Linked DNA regions of Homo sapiens: region 2 is linked to region 1. Evidence: chromatin contacts called from ENCODE Hi-C or POLR2A ChIA-PET data. All regions are on one chromosome and are shown on one strand. The core of a region is the stretch at or near the end of the contact, and the rest is flanking DNA. Distances in the headings are between cores, read along the strand shown. Region 1 overlaps GMPR (guanosine monophosphate reductase). Region 2 has its middle 160 kb from the start of ATXN1.

Region 1 (6,783 bases), core at 1,106-3,605:
CTCAGCTACTTGGGAGGCTAGGGTGGAACGATCAGCTGATCCTGGGAGGTGAAGGTTGCAGTAAGCTGAGATCGCACTACTGCACTCCAGTCTTGGTGATAGAGCAAGACCCTGTCTCAAGAAAAAAAAAAGGAAATATGTATTGAATGTTCACTGGCTACCATTGTGTTGGGCGGGTGCTGTACAGGATGTGAAGGTGTGTGAGAAGCTTCTTGGCTCTCAAAGCTTTATTTTTTTTGAGACAGTCTTGCTCTGTTGCCCAGGCTGGAGTGCAGTGGTGTGATCTCAGCTCACTGCAACCTTCGCCTCAGAGGTTCAAGTGATTCTTCTGCCTCAGCCTCCTGAGTAACTGGGATTACAGGCATGCACCACCATGCCCAGCTAATTTTTTGTACTTTTAGTGGAGACGGGGTTTCACCATGTTGGCCAGGCTGGTCTCGAACTCCTGGCCTCAGGTGATCCACCCGCCTTGGCCTCCCAACGTGCTGGGATTCCAGGTGTGAGCCACCACACCCGGCCCTCTCAAAGCTTTTCTAGATGTGGTCTCGAACATTTACTACACTTGTTTTCTTCTTGCACATCTCTGTGTCTGCATTCTATTTCCCCAGAAGCTGTATTGTCCTTCTGCTCTCACTGTATCTCCCCACCCCTCTGGCTGTCTGTGTAGGACAGATGTGACTAAAGAGAATAAGGGGCTTTCTCTGAGCCCAATGCATGGGAGCTACTTCTTTAAATTGTTTGGAGACCATATTTAAGTCTCACACATTCTTTATGGTAAAAACATTGCATATTACATATCTAAATGATAGCATTATTGGATGTCTATTGATTGATAGATTTCATTCATTATTGAGCAACTCCTGGGAACTGGGAAAAAGCATCAGAAACGGATTCCCTGCCCCTCTAGTCAAGAGAAAGTATGCACCAACTTCTTCTTTCACCTAGGTGTTAATCAGAACCGCCTGTGTGTTATTTGAAGCTTCTTCCTTGGCTGTTTCCAAGAAAGGCAATTGGTCTACCCTTTATAGAGCCCTCACTACTATCAGAACCCCAGGCCTACTGCAGCTGAGGCCCCCACCCCCGGATCTAGCAATTCAATGGGAGAGGAGGAGAAAAGCTGAGGCTGAACCGGGGGTTAAACCTTTTATTCTGCCGTGCACAACGTCTGGTTGCAGGGCGGGGGGAAGGCGCCTTCGTGGGAATGAGACTTCTTGGCTCCAGGACTGTGAGTGACACATAGCAGGACACAGGGAGCTACAGGACTTCTGTGGACTCTGCCCCACAGCTGATGCAGGAGAGGGGCTTGCCCTGTCTCTCCTGGTTTCTCTGCTAAATCCAGGCCTGGGGACACAGACATACTTCTCTGTCTGATCTTGTCCCTAAAGACCCCTGGCAGAAATTAGCATCCTACAAGGTGGTGCCGGCCAGGAGCCGGAGATTAGGCTGCGCCTCAAAGCATCCCACCCCCGGGTCTGGTGGGAGGGAGGAGTTCACTTCCACCTTTACCCTGTCCCCAGAGCGCCCTCTCGTGCACACCACAAGACCTCCGGGAGGGGCTGAGTGAGTGGCAGTGGAGACAGGGATGTGGGTGACTCATTCATTCTTGAGTCCACACATTCTTTCAGTGACTATTTATAGTGCCTTATTGTATATGAGGCTCTGTTCTCAGCACCTGATAACAACAGCGAATGTCCACGGAGCCGACCACCCAGTACAGAAGACAGACCCTTAACATTCTCACACAGATCCTGATTGAAATGCCTCTTTTTGAAACTGTGATGAACAACTCCCCTGGGGCAGTGACATTTAAGAAGAAGCTGGAAAGATGAGAAGGGTTTGGCTAGGCGGGCTGGTACAGAGGGGAGTGTCCAAGAGAGAGAACATTGTGTACAGAGTCCCTAAGGTGGGAAGAAACTTGCCCCATTGGAGAAGCAGTGGGGAGGGAGGGGAGCAGGTGGAGCTTGATTCTGCTGATCTGGGTAAAGTGGGGTGCTGTGGCGGCACCGGGAAGCTTGAATAAGGGGAGGTATGATAAAGAGGTCAGAGTGCGACTTGGCCTGGACCTAACTGGGAGAACAACCAGGACTGGGGCTGACCGTGGGACAGGCAGGCAGGAGGGTGCTGGTGTGAGCCCTGGCCTGGAAGTGAACCTCGGGCTAGGCTGCAAGGGACTTGAGGTGGGGCAGCCAGGAGGGAGATGGACAAACAGCTGGGCCCTGTGGAGCACAGAGCTGAGTGAGAGCAGGTGAGGGTATGGAGGGTGTCGTGCTGCAGGCCAGGCCCTGGGCCAAGCGGTATCCCTCCCTGTGCCATTTGTTCTCTGCCACAACCCCAGGAGGTTGTGTTTCTCTTTGGATTTTACAGGCCGGGCAGTGAGGCTTAAGAGAGGTGAGTCATTTGACAAAGGTTGAAGGTAAAGAAGCTACGAGCCAGTGGGAGGATTCTGAGAGGTCCTTTAAAGCAGAGTGTAGATTTGTAGAAAGGTGGAAAGGAGTGGGTGTTTAAGTGTGGAAAGGTCAGTGCCTGGCTATTGCATGGGAGCCAGTGCCACAGGGAGGAGTGGCAGTGACAGGTGCATGGTAGAGGGGAAGGCGATGTCTGGGACATCAGCCAGTGACAGTGATGAGGACCGGAGGGGGTGCATGACCAGGTGGTGTGGTTTACAGTGACCTCCATCGTGCAGATGGGGCAGCCTGTTCCCCACATCTCCTCTGCCACAGAGGTTCACCCTGGTCCCTAAAGCAGGGCTGCAAAGGTAAGGGGGACGCATTTCATGTCACAGTCTTCTCATGTATAACCATCTATTTGGGGACAACTTCTTTCTCTGTGCAGGTTCTGTGTGCACCACCCGCACCAAGACGGGAGTGGGGTACCCCCAGCTGAGTGCCGTCATTGAGTGTGCCGACTCTGCCCATGGCCTGAAGGGCCACATCATCTCTGTGAGTCTCCACCCGGGGCTGAGGCTGGGGTGTCTTGGGAGGCCCCTGCTCCCTCGCTGCTCTTCTTTCACTGGCTGGGCATCCTGTGGGCATGGGAGGGAGCTGGGCACTGCGGTCACAGCGCTGACATTCAGCAGAAACAGAGGCCCTGCTGCCCACGGATTCCACAGTGAGGGTGGCAGGCCCAGTAGGCAGAAGCCATACAAGCAGGTGGGTGGTCCATCTGATGAGGGATGTGCAGGCAGCTTTCAGAGCACAGGGTAGGCCAGGCCACAGCTTGCTAGAACAGTTGTAATAAAGCCCCACAGACTGGGGGCTTCAATTTCAGTGTCTCACCATTCTGGAGACGAGAAGCCCAACATCAGGGTGTTGGGGGGGGCATGCTCCCTCTCAGGGCCCCAGGGAAGGATCTGTTGCAGGCCTCTCTGTGACCTTCTGCTGGTTCCTTAGCTTGTGGCGTCCTCTGTGTGTGTGTCTCTGTGTGCAAACATCCCCTTTTCCTGAGGATACTAGTCCTTTCAGATCAGGGGCCACCCTCCTCCAGGATGTCCGCATCTTAACTGATGACGTGTCCATTGTTCCTGTTTCCAAATAAGGTCACATTCTGAGATGCTAGGGGTTAGGATGGCAACATGCGAGTTTTTGGGGGGACCCAGTTCAACCCATAACAGGCCACGTATCCCATATTCAGGGTCAGGGAAGGTTTCCTGGAGTGTAATAGAGAGAGCTGATGGTTGAAAAGGAAGTTTTCAGATGAGAAGAAAGAAGGGAACAGAAAAGCACTGGGGAACCAAATCTCAGTCACTGCATCTGGGGCGAGTGACCTGAGAGGGGCAGGCGTGAGGGGCAGCAGGAGATAAGCTTGAGGGCAAGTATGGACAAGAGCTGTGGGATCCACCTTTAAGGATGGGACTTCTCCAAGAGCACTAGGGAGCTATTGCAGAGGTCTGAGTAGGAGAGTGCCCAACTCACTGCCTTGGGTCAGATTGAAAGGGGCAAAATAAAAAAGAGAGCCCAGCTGGGACGCGTTAGTAATTCAGGAGGGGGAGGTGACTGTGCTCTGCAGCAGGCTTGAGAGCCATCTCCAGAATTGACTGACATTTGGGAGGCAGAATTAAACAAGTGTCGGCAATGGAGTAGGTGCTTGGGGGGCACTGGAGAAGGAGAAGGAGGAGCAAGGCTGTGGCTGGCTCATGTGCTGGCTCACCTGGAAGATGGCTGCAAAGGAAGAGGTTCGGGGCTGGTGTGGTGATCACTATGGCACGTGTCTGTTGATTCTGAGGTGCTTGAGGGGCATCAGAAGGGAAATTGCACATGAGGCATTGTGTTCATAGTTGGAGACCTGGCAGCTTTTAGCCCATAGATGATGAAAGTCTTGGGAATGGTGCTCAGGTAACAACTGAAGCTAGGATCAAGGTCTTTCACTCGCTGTCCAGTGCAGATTGCCTGGGCCCCTTCTAATGCCTCATCCAAATTTTTCACCCACCCATCCATTCATCCAGCAAGTCTCTATTAAGCATCTACTGTGATAGTATCTGAAATAAATGGTCAAAGGTTTATTGGTTAATGACAGAGTTCTAAGACTCTCCACTCAATACCCTTTGCCCCAGTGAACAAATTAATATCCATTTATTGAGCAACTAGTGTGTAAAAGGCTGACATAGAACTGTCGGTCTACATTTGCTAAGAGGTTATTCAACTCACGGGAGCGGCCAGGCAGTAGTACCATTCCGCAGTATGTCAGTGGTTCTCAAATCCTGAGTGCAGCCTTGTCTGAGTCTGGCTGCGTGAGGATCACCAGAGAGGCTTTTACAAATCAACATTCCGGGACCCCATCCTAGTGAACTGGCTCTTTCAGAGGTTAGTCCCCAAAATCCCCATATGTAATTAGTCCTGTCTCCATTACCTAATAATGTTAACCATTGAGCATCTCCATCAAGTCAAAACTTGGACCCTATATCGTAAGTGTTGAATGACCACTATTTCCAAAGTAGTGGAGTTCTGATTAATAAAGTTTTACTCTGAACATATTCTGAGATCCTTATGTCTTTCTAGAAACTTCAAACTTGCTTAGTTTACAGGGCTGTTTGGCCAAAGATTGGTGGTAGGCAGGGTGGGGTGGAGGCTCTGTGTGCCCCAGAGGTGAATCTGATTGGAAATCAACTTAGCATCTCTTTACACAGCACCACCTAATTTATAGTGTATCTCAGCAGTTCTCTTAAGCGTGGTGCCCAGACCAGCAGCAGCAGTATCAACTGAGAACTTGTTACAAATTCTTGGGCCCCACCATCGACGTGACCTACAGAATCAGAACTCTGCAGGTGAGGCCCAGGAACCTGTTTAAACACGAGCCCTCCAGGTAGTTCTGATGTCCTCTCAAGTGTGAGACCCACTGGCTTATAGAGTAGAGGCTCAGCATACGCTGGCGGGGTGAGTGTTCCTGAACCAGGTCTCATCTGCTGGTGCCCAAGGCAGCAACTTCTCTGAATTTAACAGTTAGGGACAATGACATCCCAAGCCTGGGGCACTGGTGCAATAGGAAGGTAGCACTTCTGATCTTGCTTGTGTTCTCTGAGGTTCTTTTTTTTCTTTTTAGTTTTTACTTTTTTATTTTATTTATTTTTTATTTTTTTGAGATGGAGTCTTGCTGTATCGCCCAGGCTGGAGTGCAGTGGCATGATCTCAGCTCCCTGCTAGAATGCCTCCCGGGTTCAAGCGATTCTCCTGCCTCAGCCTCCCGAGTAGCTGGGATTACAGGCACGCGCCACCACGCTCAGCCCATTTTTTTTTTGTATTTTTAGTAGAGGCAGGGTTTCACCATGCTGGCCAGGCTGGTCTCGAACTCCTGACCTCATGATCCGCCCGCCTCAGCCTCCCAAAGTGCTGGGATTACAGGCGTAAGCCACCGTGCCCGGCCTCCGAGTTTCCTTTTACGTCAATGCTGAGAGGTCTCCTAGATGGGGTTAGGAGTTCCATTTAGCTGGAAAAGCAAATGAATGGACTTAGTAGAATTTGGACCTTTGCCCTCAGCTCAGTCCTTGTAAGCAGCTGAGTGTCTTGAGGTTCAGAGCAGCCATTGCCCCCACACTCCCTTTGTCTAACAGGGCACGGGCACGTTTCTGTCACTTGCCAGTAGCCCTGAACCTGCTAGAAACCCACCAGGTGTTTTGGATCCTGCCACTTGGTCCAATTTCCTTCCAGCTGTCCCATTTTACCCTTTATTTGCTGAATTAGCACACTGGTGCCATTGAAGTTCAAAGGAAGCCACAACATGGTGTCTGTTGAGCATGTACTGATACCCAAGAGGCTGGGCTTCAGTCGTGTTTCTGTTGTGGCCCACATGGGCTTCAGAGAGGCAGAGGGAGGAAAAATTCAGGATACTTCCTGCATAGGTGAAGATTAAGGTGGGACCAGTTAATTTTTTGTTATCACACCATTATTTAGAAATACCTAAACAAATTCATTCAAATAATTAATCTTTTTTTTTGAGTCTGGAAAATTTTCCCAGCAAAATGTGTTTAACCTAGGAAAAGTTAGAAATGCAAATAAACATAAAAAGGAAAATAAGTATTAGCAGTAATGCTATCATCTTAAGATAACCACTGGTTCTAAACTTGTTTTTCCATTTTTATAGCTGTGTGACCTTAGGAGAGTTGCTTAACCTTTCTGAGCCTCTTTCCACCGTCCCCGCCGTCTACGCAATATCTCCTTCAGGTTCATGAGTTTGAATGGAAAAATGACTTTTAAGTTCAAAAGAGTTGCTGGTTCTTAGTAGGTGACTGATTTGAACTCCTTTCTCTGCCTACTCCATGTTTGCCATACCATCCTTCCTTTGTTTTAGGAA
Region 2 (6,783 bases), core at 2,128-4,627, 640 kb after region 1:
CTCAGTCATAGCACTGACTTAGCTTCTGTGTCTTACTTAGCCACTTTGTATTTCAGAATGGCTTTTAATTGCCTTATGCATGTTTAAGTAATGTTTTATGTATTTTTAACATTTAAACTTTCTTAATCATTTTTGAAAATAAGAAAAATAATAAATTTGGGGGTAGATTGGTTAATAAAATTAAGGTAGTTTCAAATATTTCTCTTATTAAGAGATGTAATTTTATGACTCATTCAAGCAAAATAAGTATTATATAAATATAGTTACATGAATTTGGGGGAATCATTATATAATTTTTAATTTAATTTTTATTTTATCCTCAGCTCCACTGCTCTCCACCTCTGAGTTCTAGTCACCTGAGGAGATAATCACATTCAATCCTTTTAACATTCTTTTTTATATTTACAATAACATTTAAAAATAAGTGGTTTATGTGTTTGTCTGTTTTCACGCTGCTGATAAAGACATACCCGAGACTGGGTATTTTACAAAAGAAAGAGGTTTGATGGACTTATAGTTCCACGTGGCTGGGGAAGCCTCACAATCATGACACAAGGCAAGGAGGAGCAAGTGAAGTCTTACAGCAGGCAAAGAGAGAACTTCTGCAGCGAAACTCCCGTTTTTTAAAACCATCAGATCTCGTGAGACTTGCTATCAAGAGAACAGCACAGGAAGGATTTGCTTCCATGATTCAATTACCTCCCACCGGGTTCCTCCCATGACACGCGGGAATCGTGGGAGTTACAGTTCAAGATGAGATTTGGCTGGGGACACAGCCAAACCATATCAGTTGATATTACTATTCATAATTTAAAATTTAACTACTAATTATTTTTTTCTTTTATGGAGATAAAAATTTAACCCTCTTACACCCTGTCCCTTATATACACATACACATAATACTTCCAATTTCTTCAACTTCCCAATATTATTATAATTATGATTATAATTATGTTAAAATTGTTCAAGCTAAGGCACAAAAGGTGATATAAGTATATTTACTCTTTTTGAACGACTTTTTGTTTTTTCTAGAATTTACAGTTGTCCTGTTGTTTTCATGCACTTTTTTTATATACCATGTTTTCTTCCCCTAAGCACTTCTGTAAAGATGTAAAATAAATCACTTTCTCATGAGCAAAACACAGGGAACTGAATCTACTCTGTATTTTTCTCATCAGTATCTCTCCTAGAATCCATAACCTCCTGATTTAATCCGAATCTGAATGTAGCTTTCATCCTGAGCCTTCTCTTCATCATAACACTGGAAAATCTCTGATCCTGTTGCCTGGATTTATTCTCCTTCTCTTTATTGCTTTATTCTCTTGCTTAAATGGAATGCATCCTCCTATAGCTTCATGAGAAAGAATATGTGAAAAGTTGATTTTTGAGAACTTGTGTGTTTTCTAATGTCTTTTCTTTTGATACTTGATTAATAATACCTTTATTATGTAGAATTCTAGGTTGGACTAATTTTTCCTGATAATTTTCAAGGTATCATTGTGTTGTTTTATAGCTTCCAATTTCGCTATTCAAAAAAACAGCTCCATATGATTACTGATTATTGGTGTTTGATCTTCTCTTTTCTCCAGCAGCCTTTATGGTTTATTTCTTATTTTAGGTTCTGAAATTTTACAATTATATTTTATTTAATGTTAGTTTTTTCTTCATTCATTTTAGCCATCAATGGAACCTTTCAATCTGCAAATGAATGATCTTCAGTTTTCGACATTTTTCTTGTATAACTTATGTGATAATATCACCCCTTTAATTTTTCTATTTTTCTATTTTACTAGAATTTTATTAATCCATTTAGGCCCCCTAATTTTCTTTTCTTTCATGTTTTTCATATTTTTGTGCTTTTATTGTACTTTCTGAGAGATTTCCTCAAATTTACCTTGCATGTTATTATTTTCAAAAAAATCTTATTGATTCAATGCCCACAAACATTTGTGGAGTATTTATTATATTGAAGTTACTATATTTAAGGCTGGTTGTGGGGAGAAAAACAAGTATAAAAAGTCCCTCAATTCAAAAAACTTATAATCTGCAAATTTATAAGCAAATACCTATAAAATAAAAGCTATGGTAATTTGAGTTAACAAATCTGAAAGTAAAGAAGGAAGAACTGTTGTAACTATTATTCTCATTTCTCAACCAGAAGTGCAACTAGTGAGAATATTAGCAAGTTAATTAAAAAAAAATATTACTAGTGGGCACAGTGGTTCACGCCTGTAATCCCAGCACTTTGGGAGCAGGAGGCAGGAGGATCCCTTGAGCCCGGGAGTTTGAGGGCAGCCTTGGCAACATAGGGAGACCCCATTTTCTACAAAAAATAAAAATAAAAAATTAGACTGGTGTGGTGATACATGCCTGTGGTCCTAGCTATTCAGAAGGCTGAGGTGGGAAGATCGCTTGAGCCCAGGAGGTGGAGGCTATAGTGAGCCATGATCATGCCACTGCACTCCAGCCTGGGCAACAAATCGAGACCCTGTCAAAACACACACACACACACACACACACACACACACACACACACACACACACACACCAAATTACTAGTGATTATATTAAGAAAGCAGATGAATTTTCTATTCAGATTGACACTACTGAAGATAAAACTTTGATTGACATTATAGTTCAGTAATTCTAATGTATGTCTCAGAGCCCATGCTAGACATAATTAGCATAAGGTTAAATTCTGGAGAAAATACATCCCATCCCATTACAGAATATTTTGAGATCAAATAATAGTGCTCTTAAACAAGTGTAGGATATTCAACTACTGGCACACTCTACATGAAGAAATCACTCAATTGGTTTTTGTCCTGGTTAAAAAAAGAGTCATCTAACCAAGGTCACATATGGGATTATTCACAAGTCTTAAATCTCGTAATAGAATGGATAATGGGGACGCAAGAAGGGATATTTCACAGTTTTGACTCAAAATGTCTGAGCAGCATTTATAATAGAGCAACATAAAAGAATTGCTATTTGACACAAACAGCGGGAGACTCTGATCCACTTTTCTCAGTATTATGGAAGCAAGACAGGGTTGGTTCTAGAAAAGGAAGTTGAAAGACAAAGCTGTTTTGCTGTGAGAAAACCCACTCAAGTAAATAGTGGCTTTTTGTGCCTCAGGGTCTAGAAGGAAATGCTAACTGAAATTGTTGGGTGGATGGGGACAATGTTTTGTCTGCAGATATGAAAGATGCTCCTCTGCGGGATATGCTGGCATTTGACATTGCTAAAGAAAGCTTAACTGTTCTGTGACTACTGTTCTTAACTGGAATCCTTCCATTTCAAGGACCTCTCATCACTGGGCCCCAGTCTTGGGAGTAGCTTTGAGAAAGTGGTACAGCACATAGCTTTGTTGAGTTTTTGTGGTCACAATCTATAACATTGCGTCCGCGTCATAGCTAACCCAAGTTTTGTCAAGGGATAAACCTGCACTAGGGCTGTGGACAGCAAAATGAAGCATGCTTCTGCATGTCTAAAATAAGTGGATTAGGCAACTCATTTCATTGATTTAACTGAATCAGACCTCTGTAAAACTGATCCAAACAGCTATGTGGCAATTAGCTGGTTGCACGCCATAAAAATTGAGTGGTTCATGAGTGGTTTGTATGTTTAATGGATTTCTTCCTTCAAAACATTATTTTTGTATCTTAAAAGCTTAACACAGTGTTTGGCACAGCACAGGTGCTCCATAAACATTTGTTAAATGAGTTAGCTCTAAGAAGTCAGACTAAGCAATTTAGTTCCACTCTTACTACCTGCTGTGCTAAAACTCTCCTTGGCTGATTACATATGACACTTACAAAACCTTTGTTGTTTTTTATATTGCATTTCATCAGTTCCTATTAGGTTTAAGGAAAAGAGGTGGAAATAGTTTTTCGGCAAATATTTACGGAATATCTACCATGTTCAATGCACTGTAGAATTCTGAGACCATCTTTGCCCTACAATAGCTTACATCCTCAAAGAGGAGATAAGAGATATACACACAAGCACAGTCTCAGAATTACAGATCTCTAATTAATAAATTTATTCACATGCAATTGGTATGCTCCAAATATTATATATGGGGTACAAATCCCCTTTTGCTTAATGCTTAATATTGTTTAATGTTGAGACTAAAATGACTCTAGGCCATCCCTGGCTATGAGTAACAGGTTTTTTTTTCAGAGTTCACTTTGCTAAGTATTTCTAGAAAAGTTCTGGGGGTTGCTGTGGTGGTTTATTTTCATTTGTCGTTTCTTGAGTATATTCTCCTCTTCTATCTGCCAGCTCTGAGCACCAGGACATTGACCTCTGCTGGCTGCACTCTTACACCGCTCACGTTCCATGATCCATGGGCTTCTGGTTGGGTTGGGCCAATGGGAGGCAGTGGCAGGAGATGGGAGAGGGGAGTGTAGAGAGAAAGAATGGAGTTTTCACCCCTCTTCCTCCCTGCCTTGGAGCTGTTCTGAGAGCAGCTGCATATCTCTCAGCTATAGGTCCCGTCTGGAGACCCACCGCTCAGCTCACTGGAGGCTATGGTAGCATCATTCATCCCTTGCCCCTCGTGATGGTTAATGCTATGTGTCAACTCAACTGGGCCACCTAGTGCCTAGATAATTGGTCAAACATTTTTCTGGATGTGTCTGTGAAGATGTTTCTGGATGAGATTAACATTTGAATTGGTAGACTAAGTAAAGCAGATTGCCCTCCTCAATGTGGGTGGGCTTCATCCAGTCAATTGATGTCACAATAGACAAAAAGATTGAGTAAGAAGGAATTCCTCCCATCTGGGTGCTTGCACTGGGACACCAATCTTCTGCCTCTGGACTCAGACTTGAACTGGAACTTACATCTTCATTCTCCTGGGTCTCCAGCTTGCTAACTACAGATTTTGGGATTTCTCAATCTCCATACTCATGTTAACCAATTCCTTATGATAAATCTCATTCTATAGATGAAGAGGTAGGTAGGTAGATAGATACACAGACAGACTGACAGACAGACAGATAGATAGATAGACAGACAGATAGATAGATATAGCTTCCCACTGCTTTCAGCCTCTGGGTGCCTCAGCATTCCTTGTTTGTTCTCTGGCTGCATTCTCATCATTGTAAATAGTCCTTCAAAAAAGTTTCTCAAAATCACAGTTGAATTTACCATCTGTTTTCTGCTGGGAGACTCATACAGTTGCTCATGAACATCAATGAAAATTCATGATGCCAGTTAGGAGGGTACAGGAATTCAGACACCCTGAGCTCAGAGGCACATTAAGGCCCACTTCCAAAACTGCTGGCCTCCAGACACTCCCACCCGCATCTCTAGGTTTGTTCAACAAGGCCCCATCTCCCTCATTTGAGTGAAGGTTTGATGTTGCCTAGAAAATAAATAATTTGGATAGTTCATTTACTATAACAGAATTCCCCAATCTGGAGGTGCTGGAGAATGAAACTGATATGTAAAGATTTGGTTTGACAGTCACGCATCACTTAACGACAGGGATGCACTCCGAGAAATGTGTTGTTAGATGATTTTGTCATTGTGCAAACATCATAGACCTAGATGGTACACAGACCTAGATGGTAGAGCCTACTACATACATAAGCTAGATGGTAGAGCCCATCACTCTCATGCTACAAACTTAGACAGCATATTACTGAACTGAATACTGTAGGCAATTGGAACACAATAGTAAGTATTTGAGTATCTAAACATACCTAAACAGAGAAACAGTACACTAAAATACAGTATAAAAGATTAAACAATGGTACACCTGTAAAGGGCACTTACTATGAATGGAGCTTGCAAGACTGGAAGTTGCTCTGGGTGAGTCAGTGAGTGAGTGGTGAGTGAATGGGAAGGCCTGGGATGTCACTGTACACTACAGTAGACTTTATAAATGCTGTACACTTTGGCTACACTAAATTTAGAAAAAATTTTCTTTTTTCAGTAATAAATTAGCCATAGCTTACTATAACATTTTTACGTTATACACTTTTTAATGTTTTTAACTTTTTGACTCTCTTGTAATAACACTTAGCTTAAAACACACATGTTATATAGCTGTACAAAAATGTTTTCTTTATGTCCTTATTCTATAAGTTTTTTTCTATTAAAAAATTTTTAAACATACGTGTGCATGTGTCTTTGTAGTAGAATGATTTATAATCCTTTGGGTATACACCCAGTAATGGGATTGCTGGGTCAAATGGTATTTCTAGTTCTAGATCCTTGAGGAATCACCACACTGTCTTCCACAATGGTTGAACTAATTGACACTCCCACCAACAGTGTAAAAGTGTTCCTGTTTCTCCACATCCTCTCCAGCATCTGTTGTTTCCTGACTTTTTAATGATCGCCATTCTAACTGGCATGAGATGGTATCTCTTTGTGGTTTTGATTTGCATTTCTCTGATGACCGGTGATAATGAGCTTTTTTCCGTGTGTTTGTTGGCTGCATAAATATCTTCTTTTGAAAAGTGTCTGTTCATATCCTTCACCCACTTTTTGATGGGGTATGTTTATTGCAGCACTATTCACAATAGCAAAGACTTGGAACCAACTCAAATGCCCATCAATGTTAGACTTTGGATAAAGAAAATGTGGCACATATACATCATGGAATACTATGCAGCCATTAAAAAGAATGAGTTCATGTCCTTTGCAGGGACATGGATGAAGCTGGAAACCATCATTCTCAGCAAACTAACACAGGAACAGAAAACCAAACACCGCATGTTCTCACTTATAAGTGGGAGTTGCACAATGAGAACATATGGCCACAGG

What was found. Hi-C counts contacts between places; a loop is a spot of excess contacts on that map. ChIA-PET counts read pairs that join two places held with the same protein, here RNA polymerase II (POLR2A). Pooled maps may share reads with other maps.
Region 2: POLR2A ChIA-PET joins it to region 1 with 10 read pairs in PC-9. The contact joins two enhancer-like sites. A Hi-C loop is called at or near these places in 2 of 50 pooled maps. POLR2A ChIA-PET finds 5 or more read pairs at or near these places in 3 of 52 experiments (PC-9, Panc1 and activated CD4-positive, alpha-beta T cell).

Annotation. Positions count from the first base shown.
Region 1 is chr6:16,275,952-16,282,734 of GRCh38, forward strand. It overlaps GMPR (guanosine monophosphate reductase), which reads left to right. Exons shown (of 9, transcript NM_006877.4): 6 at 2,833-2,939. Among named protein-coding and RNA genes, the nearest start is that of GMPR, 41 kb to the left of the region's middle. RefSeq lists an enhancer at 1,367-1,661. Within about 2 kb of position 2,356, at least 11 of the 41 ENCODE cell types and tissues checked have a DNase peak (open chromatin) inside an H3K27ac peak, as active enhancers do.
Region 2 is chr6:16,918,139-16,924,921 of GRCh38, forward strand. No RefSeq gene overlaps it. Among named protein-coding and RNA genes, the nearest start is that of ATXN1, 160 kb to the left of the region's middle. Within about 2 kb of position 3,378, at least 2 of the 41 ENCODE cell types and tissues checked have a DNase peak (open chromatin) inside an H3K27ac peak, as active enhancers do.